Regions from separate parts of the Homo sapiens genome. Here region 1 is linked to region 2. Evidence: read pairs that join two places in POLR2A ChIA-PET (ENCODE). Cell type or tissue: K562. All regions are shown on one strand. Links, peaks and the distances in the headings refer to the core of each region. The heading gives the core; the rest is flanking DNA. Region 1 overlaps SCN2B (sodium voltage-gated channel beta subunit 2). Region 2 holds the start of ATP5MG (ATP synthase membrane subunit g).

The links. Peaks named below come from ENCODE experiments on the same cell type or tissue, not always from the same donor. Only the 100,000 strongest peaks of a DNase experiment are listed, where the experiment ranks them.
Region 1: POLR2A ChIA-PET joins it to region 2 with 10 read pairs; 3 of 35 experiments call an interaction of 5 or more read pairs at or near these places.

What each region holds. Positions count from the first base shown.
Region 1 is chr11:118,162,645-118,168,015 of GRCh38, reverse strand. SCN2B (sodium voltage-gated channel beta subunit 2) reads left to right here. Exons shown (of 4, transcript NM_004588.5): 4 at 930-5,210. The coding sequence ends at 1,129. Among named protein-coding and RNA genes, the nearest start is that of SCN2B, 11 kb to the left of the region's middle. In K562, for the core only: no CTCF peak of the experiment used is centred there; no DNase peak of the experiment used is centred there; H3K27me3 peaks cover 3,614 bases.
Region 2 is chr11:118,399,328-118,404,698 of GRCh38, reverse strand. It overlaps ATP5MG (ATP synthase membrane subunit g), which reads right to left and starts at 3,093. Exons shown (of 3, transcript NM_006476.5): 1 at 2,982-3,093. The coding sequence starts at 3,033. All of the region lies in intron 3 of LOC100131626 (a long non-coding RNA gene), which reads left to right. RefSeq lists enhancers at 1,320-1,910, 2,369-3,232, 3,353-3,432. In K562, for the core only: a CTCF peak has its summit at 2,857 (motif pointing left); DNase peaks (open chromatin) are centred at 3,108 and 3,318; H3K4me3 peaks cover 2,628 bases.

The DNA of each region.
Region 1 (5,371 bases), core at 50-5,049, 240 kb after region 2:
AGGGCACTTTGGGGAGGCCAGGCCCTCCTGAGGATGGGAGCAACCATTTGTGCTGCATAGAAGGAATCCATTTTCTTCCCTCTAGTCCTCAAGAACCTGGGAACATGTCCCAGAGAGTCCTGGTAATGATACAGAATATAATCCCAGTCTTAATAATGGGGCTTGGTGTGATGGCTCACACCTGTAATCACAGCGCTTTGGGAGGCTGAGGCAGGCAGATAGCTTGAGCTCAGGAGCTCGAGACCAGCCTGGGCAACATGGCAAAACTCCATCTCTACAGAAAATGCAAAAATTAGCTGGGCATGGTGGCTTGCACCTATACTCCCAGCTACTTGGGAGGCTGAGGTGAGAGGATCATCTGAGCCCAGCAGGTAGAGGCTGCAGTGAATCATGATTGTGCCACTGCACTCCAGCTTGGGCAACAGAGCAAGACCCTGTTTCAAATGACAACAACAGCAATAATAATGATGGTGATGATGGCAGCTTTCATTTATTGGGCACCTCTATGTCTCAGTCATAGGGCTAAGCTCTGTTTATGCATTATCTCATCCTCATGAAAACCTTTGAGGGAGGTACTATTATTAAGCCCATTTTACATGTTAGAAAACTGAGGTTAGAGAGGATAAGTTACTTAAGGTCACGCAATTCGTAAGTTGTACAATTAGGACTCAAATTTGGGTCTGTTTGATCTTAAAGTTCATGCTCTTAAATACTTCATCACACTAGCTCCTCTGGGGGCTTTGGGTGTCCTGGGATTTGGAGGTGGCGGCGCTTCAGGGTCAGTCACTGGATTGCTTTTCGGCTTTGCTAAAGTCCTGTCTGTGGAGGAGAGTAAAGTCAGGATGGTTCCACGCATGCCACGGGTAGTGGGGTGATGGGGGAGGCCCCTTTCCCAGCCCTGGTGCTCAGTGGCTCTGCTTCCTTTCCAGAGCCCCCTGAGCGGGACTCCACGGTGGCCGTGATTGTGGGTGCCTCCGTCGGGGGCTTCCTGGCTGTGGTCATCTTGGTGCTGATGGTGGTCAAGTGTGTGAGGAGAAAAAAAGAGCAGAAGCTGAGCACAGATGACCTGAAGACCGAGGAGGAGGGCAAGACGGACGGTGAAGGCAACCCGGATGATGGCGCCAAGTAGTGGGTGGCCGGCCCTGCAGCCTCCCGTGTCCCGTCTCCTCCCCTCTCCGCCCTGTACAGTGACCCTGCCTGCTCGCTCTTGGTGTGCTTCCCGTGACCTAGGACCCCAGGGCCCACCTGGGGCCTCCTGAACCCCCGACTTCGTATCTCCCACCCTGCACCAAGAGTGACCCACTCTCTTCCATCCGAGAAACCTGCCATGCTCTGGGACGTGTGGGCCCTGGGGAGAGGAGAGAAAGGGCTCCCACCTGCCAGTCCCTGGGGGGAGGCAGGAGGCACATGTGAGGGTCCCCAGAGAGAAGGGAGTGGGTGGGCAGGGGTAGAGGAGGGGGCCGCTGTCCACCTGCCCAGTGCTTGGCCTGGCAGTGGCTTCAGAGAGGACCTGGTGGGGAGGGAGGGCTTTCCTGTGCTGACAGCGCTCCCTCAGGAGGGCCTTGGCCTGGCACGGCTGTGCTCCTCCCCTGCTCCCAGCCCAGAGCAGCCATCAGGCTGGAGGTGACGATGAGTTCCTGAAACTTGGAGGGGCATGTTAAAGGGATGACTGTGCATTCCAGGGCACTGACGGAAAGCCAGGGCTGCAGGCAAAGCTGGACATGTGCCCTGGCCCAGGAGGCCATGTTGGGCCCTCGTTTCCATTGCTAGTGGCCTCCTTGGGGCTCCCGTTGGCTCCTAATCCCTTAGGACTGTGGATGAGGCCAGACTGGAAGAGCAGCTCCAGGTAGGGGGCCATGTTTCCCAGCGGGGACCCACCAACAGAGGCCAGTTTCAAAGTCAGCTGAGGGGCTGAGGGGTGGGGCTCCATGGTGAATGCAGGTTGCTGCAGGCTCTGCCTTCTCCATGGGGTAACCACCCTCGCCTGGGCAGGGGCAGCCAAGGCTGGGAAATGAGGAGGCCATGCACAGGGTGGGGCAGCTTTCTTTGGGGCTTCAGTGAGAACTCTCCCAGTTGCCCTTGGTGGGGTTTCCACCTGGCTTTTGGCTACAGAGAGGGAAGGGAAAGCCTGAGGCCGGCATAAGGGGAGGCCTTGGAACCTGAGCTGCCAATGCCAGCCCTGTCCCATCTGCAGCCACACTACTCGCTCCTCTCCCAACAACTCCCTTCGTGGGGACAAAAGTGACAATTGTAGGCCAGGCACAGTGGCTCACGCCTGTAATCCCAGCACTTTGGGAGGCCAAGGCGGGTGGATTACCTCCATCTGTTTAGTAGAAATGGGCAAAACCCCATCTCTACTAAAAATACAAGAATTAGCTGGGCGTGGTGGCGTGTGCCTGTAATCCCAGCTATTTGGGAGGCTGAGGCAGGAGAATCGCTTGAGCCCGGGAAGCAGAGGTTGCAGTGAACTGAGATAGTGATAGTGCCACTGCAATTCAGCCTGGGTGACATAGAGAGACTCCATCTCAAAAAAAAAAAAAAAAAAAAAAAAAGGCAATTGTGCGGAGCCAACCATCACTGCCATTACACTCACATTCAATGGAAATTGATTAGGCCTGAGAGAAGGAGCAAGAGGCAGAAACACTGACTCTGAGACCATGACCTTGGAAGATCCTCAGAGATCAACTAGCCAAGTCACTCACTTAAAATGGGGAAACTGAGGTTCCAACTGACAGAAACTGAGGGTCCTGCCCTCTTCTCTGGCTCCTCAGTCTCCAGTTTGAAGCAACAGAGCCATCATTTTCCCAGTGGGAGGGGCCTCTGTGTCCTGGTCTATGATGGGGCGAGTTGGAGGGGTGGGCTTCTCTAGCCCTGCCCCCTCCCAGGAGCCCAGCCCCTCTGGCCAGGACTGAGGAGGAGTGGAGGGAAGCAGGGAGGGAGGGAGCAAGTGTGAAGGGCACAGCTGCTGGCAAATGCCCCATTCCCTGCCCCAGCACTTCCCAGCCTTTCCAGGAGCTCTGCCCCACCCCTACTCAAGGAGTCAGGTGCCCAGGGTAGGGAATAAGTCTAGGAAAGGGGGTGGAGACAGGACCGTGACAGTCTCAGGGACCAATCCCTGCCTCTGCCCATCAGATTGCCAATTTGGGGAGACAGCAATATCATCTGGGAGATTCAGCTTAATTTGCTTCAATTCAGCAACCATTTATTGAGCATCTATTATGTGCCAGGCACTGTGCCGGGCACTGGGGATATACACAAAGCCATAAGCACTGGGGACTGCCAGGTTGGCACTGTAGGGACCAAGATTAACTTTTTGGTGCATCTAATTCCACCTCTGCAAGACACTGCTTCCAAGGCTACAGTTGGGGAAGATGAAGAGATTCTAGAATCTGTGCCCTGGGAAGGGAGAAACAGCAGGGAAGAGGGGCAATACAACAGGGTCAAGGGTGCAGAGGCCAGGCAGAGTGGGTGCAGAGTGGGGGATGGGCAACCAGCCTGGTAACACCTGGGTGAGGTGAGCGAGTCAAGCCCATCTGGAAATGCTAAACTCATCAGCTCAGTACCTAACTGCCAATCAACACACTGCCAATGCGGGTGGGCTAAGCCGCCAGGATGCCTGCAGCAGATGGACGCTGCCCATCCTTGAGCCAGCCAGCTGGGGGCAGAGAGGTGGGTGGCGGGCACCTCATGCCAGCTGAGACCAAGAGTGGTTGTATACATTTCTGCAGCTTGCAGATTTCATTTTTTTGGTCACCCTTTAAGTGTCCTTCTCTCCCAGGATGAGTGAGGAGCTGTGCTGATGTTGGGAACTTATCTTTTTCCAGGATCCATAACATTTAGGGGAATTATTTGCGGGCTTTCCTAGTGTATTCTAAGAAGTTCTAACTCTCCATCAAGAAGCCCAAGATTCCTGGAGTCTTTTTTTCCTCTGCCCTGATCAACTGGGGCCCAGGAAAAGCAATGTCTCTTCACGGGCCTCAGGGCCCCAGCAGATGGGGCTGGGTCAGGAACCATCTCTGTCCCAGGTGCTCAGCCCTCATATGCATTTTCTTCTGGAGCCTCTTAGAATCTCCTCCAGAGGACTCATAGAGCTGCCTCCCCCAGGATGGTGAAGTTGGGAGCAAAATGGGGCTTCTGTAAGTAGAGGTGGAAAACCAGAGAGATGTTTCCACAGCAGCCATTTCCCTACCCTGTTTCCTAACTTATGCTGACAAGTTCTTCCTCTTCCTACCGTGGGGTTCGAGCCCCACTTCTGGTTGCATGTTCCCACCACCACGCTCTGCTGGTTTTAGTCGGCTGACTTTCTCAACTGCCCCAGCCTCTCCTGCTCTCTCAGAACCTCCCTCTGCCCCCACCCCCCATCTGTCTCTTCCTCCTAATTAAGGGCCACTGCAAAGAGAGACGGGCTGGCTAACCCATGGGATTTAGCTTATAAGAACAAAGCACAATTATTCAGGACTGAACTGCTTTGAGGTGCCTTGGAACTGGCTTTGGAAATAGCTATCTGCCCCCTAGCTATGGACTCTTCACAGTTATTTCCAGTTTATAAAAAGGAAAAGCTGATCGGATCCATGTTTCTCTCTGCGAGTCTCCTTGGGGAGGTTGGGCTGGTAAATATTTGCAAGGTCAGGTTAAGCAGACAGACAATTGAAAATACTGGGCAGGTCCAAAAGGATAGTTCCAGGCCATAGGAATGGCTTGGTGCAGTTAACGGGTGATGAAGCAAGAAATCTTCCTTCCTACTTATGTCTTAAAGATGGACAGCCTGTGTCTCTTGCTGTGCCTCTTGCTGGCGTCTTCCTTTATTGAAGCTTGCTGATGCACTGTACATAGTCTCTCTCTCTAGGTATAGATATATTATATATACAAATATCAAACATCTCACCACACCCACCCCAAAAGTTACACTGTGTGTGTGTGGGGAGGTGTAATAACTTCTCAGTGTTTTGAGTTGATTCACCAAAGGCAAATTTTGGAATGTTCTTGCGCTTTGTGCACTTGGAGGGGAAAACCCAACTACATATGCACTTTCTTGGTTGTGTGTGCTATAGAGAGGTTGGAAGGGGTGGTTGGAAGGGGAGAGAAACTGAGATGGCCCTCTGTGACTCGACTGCTGGGATGTATCTGCTTTTGGGAGCAGACTGAGTTTCTTTTGCAATTTGTCTTATTGTTTGGGTCTACTGGCAACAATAAACTATCTCCCCTGAAAATCCCTCGAGTGTGGCTTTATTCAGGGGTTCAGGGCAGGGTAGGCTGATGCTTCACCAGGATCTTAACTGGAACCCTAGGTGCTCCTTTCCTGGTAATCCCATTGGCGCTGCCAGATCTCCAGCATCTGAGGGCCTCAATGCCCCTGCCTCACAAGGGGAAG
Region 2 (5,371 bases), core at 89-5,088:
AGAGGAACCTATAACCAAGTGATGAAAGCTTGTATCACCAGAGATGTCACAGGAATATCATATACCTCCTGACATGTGATTAGGGCATCTCTTCACTGTGGTATTTCCTCAAAATCCATAGTGCCAAACTAAGCATGAGAAAAACACCAGACAAATCCAGATTGAGGAAATTCTTCAGGATACCTAGACAGATACTTTGACAAGACAGATACCTAGACAGACAAGATACCTAGATACCTTAAAACTGTCAAGGTCAGGAAAGATGAGGGAAGACTGGGAAACTGTCCCAGACCAGAGGAGATTGGGAAGACATAGAAACTAAATGCAATGTGGTACACTGGATTGGATCCCGGAACTGAAAGATTATTGGAAAAACTATTGAAATACAAATAAAGTCTACAGTTAAGGGAAAAAAAAATCAGATTCTATGATCTTCCTAGGCAAACCTGATGATAAATTTACTTATTTCCATAAGCTTTTTTGACCCCCAGGGGAATTAACAGATATAGTCAGTAATTTTTATTAAATATTTAACATTCACATTTAATACACTAGCCTATGTATGTTATAAAGCAAAATGTATTTCCACGTTAACATTCCAGCCCAGTTGAGTCCTCCTTTCTAAGTACTTTTGGAAGAATAACAAGTTATCTTTCAATTATTTACAACGGAGGGAAGGGTTCATATTATATATTTCATAACAAAAAAATTACCTTGGTGTTACTTTTCTTTTTAGATCACAAAAATTAGTTTGCAATTCCTTAATATGCGCCACCTAAAAAATGTGAAAGCCACACCAGAAAAAAAATCCACTTGAAATATTAAGAATTGTGCCTTAAATCACCCACAAAGTCCAGAGTGAAGCCTCTAATCCTTTTTTCTCTTTAGTTTTTTTTTTTTTTTTTTTTAGACGGAGTCTCGCTCTGTCGCCAGGCTGGAGTGCAGTGGCGCAATCTTGGCTCACTGCAACCTCCGCCTCCTGGGTTAAAGAGATTTTCCTGCCTCAGCTTCCCGAGTAGCTGGGATTATAGGCGCCTGCCACCATGCCCGGCTAATTTCTGTTTTAGTAGAGACGAGGTTTCACCATATTAGTGAGGCTGGTGTCTAACTCCTGACCTCAGGTAATCCACCTGCCTTGGCCTCCCAAAGTGCTGGGATTACAGGCGTGAGCCACAGTGTCCAGCATTATTATTTTTTTTTTTTGAGACCTAGCCTCGCTTCGTCGCCCAGGCTGGAATGCAGTGGTGCAATCCTGACTCACTGCAACCTCCGCCTCCGGGGTTCAAGCGATTCTCCTGCCTCAGCCTCCCAAGTAGCTGCGATTACAGACATGCACCACCAAGCCTGCCTAATTTTTGTATTTTTTGTAGAGATGGGGTTTCACTATGTTGGCCAGGCTGGTCTCGAACTCCTGCCCTCAAGTGATCTGCCCGCCTTGGCCTCCCAAAGTGCTGAGATTACAGGCGTAAGCTACCGCCGCAGGGCCATCTCTTTTGATTTATATAAAATTGTAGAGCTCTATGACAGGTATCTTAACAATCTTAGTAAAGTAAAAGATTTTCTTGCAAGCTTATGAAATTATTTGGGAAAATGTGTAAAATGTTTCACTAGTAGGCTGTGAGGTTCTGCAGGACAGCCTTCAATAACTCATAGTTTGGCTGGTGATGGAGGGAAGGGAGGAGAGAATGGATAAATTACCCGGCTGGCGCTGTGGCTCACACCTGTAACTCTGGCACTTTAGGAGACCGAGGCGGGAGGATCCCTTGAGCCCAGGAGTTAAGAGACTAGCCTGGGCAACATGGTGAAATCCCGTCTCTTAAAACATACAAAAATTAGCTGGGTGTGGTGGTGCGTGCCTGTGATCCCAGCTACTCAGGAGGCTGAGGTGGGAGGATCGCTTGAGCCTAGGAGGTGGAGGCTGCAGTGAGCTGTGATCTGCACTGCACTCCAGCCTGGGCGACAGAGTGAGTCCCTGTCTTCTAGGAAAAAAAAAAAAAAAAAAGAAAGAAAGAAAAAGAAAATACCCAAACCAAACTCAAACACAGCAAAATAGGCTAGAAAGTATTACATTTTTTTTGAAGTTCTGCTTTCTATTCACATTTCATAAACGTAGGCAAAAGTTAAGAGATCCGACCTTCAGTCACTTACTGGAATACAGCACATCTAGGAAAAACTTACGTCAATTTAGCTTATCTCACTTCAGGAATAAAATGAATAGCTTGCCACTGAGAAGACAACTGAAATATTTACTGGCCAAATAAACTAGTACTCAGAGGCTGTGATTATTCAGGGTTGTTGTGAAATACAGCGGTCTACCAGTGAGGCTCTTCAAGCTGAAAAAATTCCACGAATGCTAAGCTTCGTAACAAAGATTATTGTTTATACGGATCCCGTCCTATGCTTCTCGGGGCATGGATACTCATCCATGAAGTCCATTTCCACCTAAAATTTCCCTCGGATTAAAGCGGAAGTATCTTAGAATCCGTCTAGGACAGAAAGCAAAGTCAACGTTCAAAAAAGCTCACCCATCCTTAAACATTTCTGTTGACTTCCAAATACTCCACTGAGAACAACACCACATGTAATGAGGCCGAATTGATTTACTTTCACGTTTCTGCCCTTCCTTTTCTTAGCTCTCCTAACAGAACCATCCCCTCTAGATCCCTGCTCTTAGCGATCTCAGGGGGCGTAATGGTTGCAGCTGCCGGGCAACGCCGGGCTTCCTTCACACTACCTCTCTTCCCAGTCGTGGTTAGAATTCAGGAACTTCTAGGTTGTGTAGAGAACCCAATCTGCAGGTCAGACGAGTGGAAGGCTAGAAAAGAGTCGCCAACCTGCTTCCTGCTCCCTCCACCTGCAGGCCATCCCGCCCCGGCACCCGCAGGCCCCTCGGGTCTTCGCAGCCCGCTTCTTCCTCTCAGGCCATCGCAGGCCTCCCTGCCGCCCGTGTGCCCGCCTCGGCGGTCTCACATCGCGCTCACCGTTCACCAGCGCCGGGGTCTTCTCCACAAGGTTACGGACAAATTGGGCCATGGTTCTGGAATGGAGAGTCCGTCGCCCCGAACCGCCGGCTGAATGTCACCCGCCGGAAGGACCCGCTGCAGGACCCCGTCCCACTTCCAAGGTCAGGCCGCCTCTTTTCGCGCCGGTCGAAGATACTTAAATGTCCAAAGATCTTTGCAGAATCCAGCCTGTCAATTTAATTTTTCAACATGGAAGAGAAAGTGGATATGAAAAGATGGTATTAGAGAGCATGTGAAGAACAGTAGGATTCCGCAGAGAAGCAGGCATTTTGTGGGGCAGCCACTCGTAGAGGTCCGGAAAACCGGCAAGGAGCGGAAATGCGCATGCGCCCTGAACCTGCAGTGCTTTTCTTGGCGCCGACCTCCGCTATTTTGCGTAGGGTGCTTTCGCCGCGATTCTGAGAACCTTTGAAGTCAGTACTGGAGAAGGATTCGCTGAGATTCTTCTAGTCCAACACGATCGTTGTACAGAGGTAGAGAGGGTCCAAGGCCAAACATATAAAGTTAGGGGCCGAGCAATCACCACACAGGCTGTCACCAGGCTCAACCCATAGCCCTTTTTATTTGAGACAGTCTCGCTCTGTCGCCCAGGCTGAAGTGCAGTGGCACGACTTCGGCTCACTGCAACCTCTGTCCCCCGGGTTCCAGCGATTGTTGTGCCTCAGTCTCCCTAGTAGATGGGACTACAGGCGCCCGCCACCACGCCTGGCTAATTTTTGTACTTTTAGTAGAGACGGTGTTTCACCATGTTGGCCAGGCTGGTCTCGAACTCCTAGCTTCAAGTGATCCACCCGCCTTGGTGCTGGGATTACAGGCGTGAATCACCGCGCCTGGCCCCATAGCCCTTTTAAAGTTGATTTTTTGTAATCCCAATCTCCCCAAAGTGCTGTATCACGATTGGAATCCATTTCCCCTAATTCCCTAGTTAACCACAAGGAGCTGTGCAGATGTGAGGAAAAAATCACCTGTATTGAACGCCCACACTATGCCAGGCATTTTGGAATTTAAAGAAAGCCTGTAAGGCATTGTCCCCATTGAGACTGGGCTTGAAAAATGGCCACACAGTTTGGAAGTGGCAGAGTTGAGATCTGAAGTTGCAATGTATACTCAGAGAGGGGGCATTCCATCAGATTAGGCATGGTGCTGATTTCAGCATACTTCCTAGAAAAGATCCTTGAGCCGATGTGTAAGAGAACAGCTGTATACTACAGAGGGCTGAAACTTCATAGTTTAATATGAGGAGGAAAAGATGTATGTAGGGAAGTGGCATTTGATGAGAGGAACAGAACTATAAGTAATGTAACCTGGGGAAGTCTGAGCAGAAGTAAATCTCCGATTTTTGGAATGGTTAGAGAGATGGAAAGAAAAATTAGAAGTGTAATCAAGGAACTAAGAACTTTTCAATGAAGGAGTGATTCTGCTGCCCTAGATACTGCAGAAAAGTCAAATTAAGGATGGGAAAGTTAATTTAGCAATATGGCAATCTTTAACTAACTAGCGCCTTTTCAAAAAATTAGGATAGAATCCAGGGTGAATGGTGAAGAAATATGGCTGTAAAGGATTACAAGTCAGAAAACCAAAGGGGGATGTGGAACTCAGGGGAGAAATTGAAGACAGAGAAGAGGCAGTCATTTATTTATTTAGAGATGGGGTCTTGCCACATTGCCCAGGCTGGCCTGAAACTCCTGGCCTCAAGAGATCATCCCACTTCAGCCTCTTGCTTAGCTCTGGGATTACAGGCACAGGCCATCCTGCCTGATAAAAAGGGATATTGACAAGAGCCCTGATGAGGCAGGAAAAGAGAACTAGCCAGGGATCTATGGGGCCTTTTCCACAGATGTGATTATGGGAGAGAGGTCTGAAAGTCTTCAAAGTCTCTGAAGTCTTTATCTTCCCAGCAAAATGAAGGCAAAGTCATCGGACTGTGAGGGGTCAATGGGAGGGGGGTATGAGAAGGAATTTGAGGAAGGAGGCCAAAGTTTGGAATAGCTGAAGGACACACAGAAGGGTTGTTGGGCAACGTTAGAGATAAGTTTGTGGTTGTACCATTCTAAAAATTGTGTTTTTCCTCCAACAATGGTCTGCAGTTTGGATATTACAGCAGAGGGGAATGGCTGAGTTAATCTAGGCTGACATCTTGCATGGCAGGGGTATGGAAACAAGGAGCAAGAAAGGGGAAGATAACAGCAAATGATTACAAAGACCTGGGGTTCAGGCCAGATAAAGAAAAACAGTGAAGCCAAAAGAGAGCTGGTTAGGAAAACCATACTGTGAGATTCATCTCCTGAGGGTAACCCCAGGGTCCCCTCCAGAGGCCTGGTAAGGCAGGCTGGGTCAGCCAGGTCACA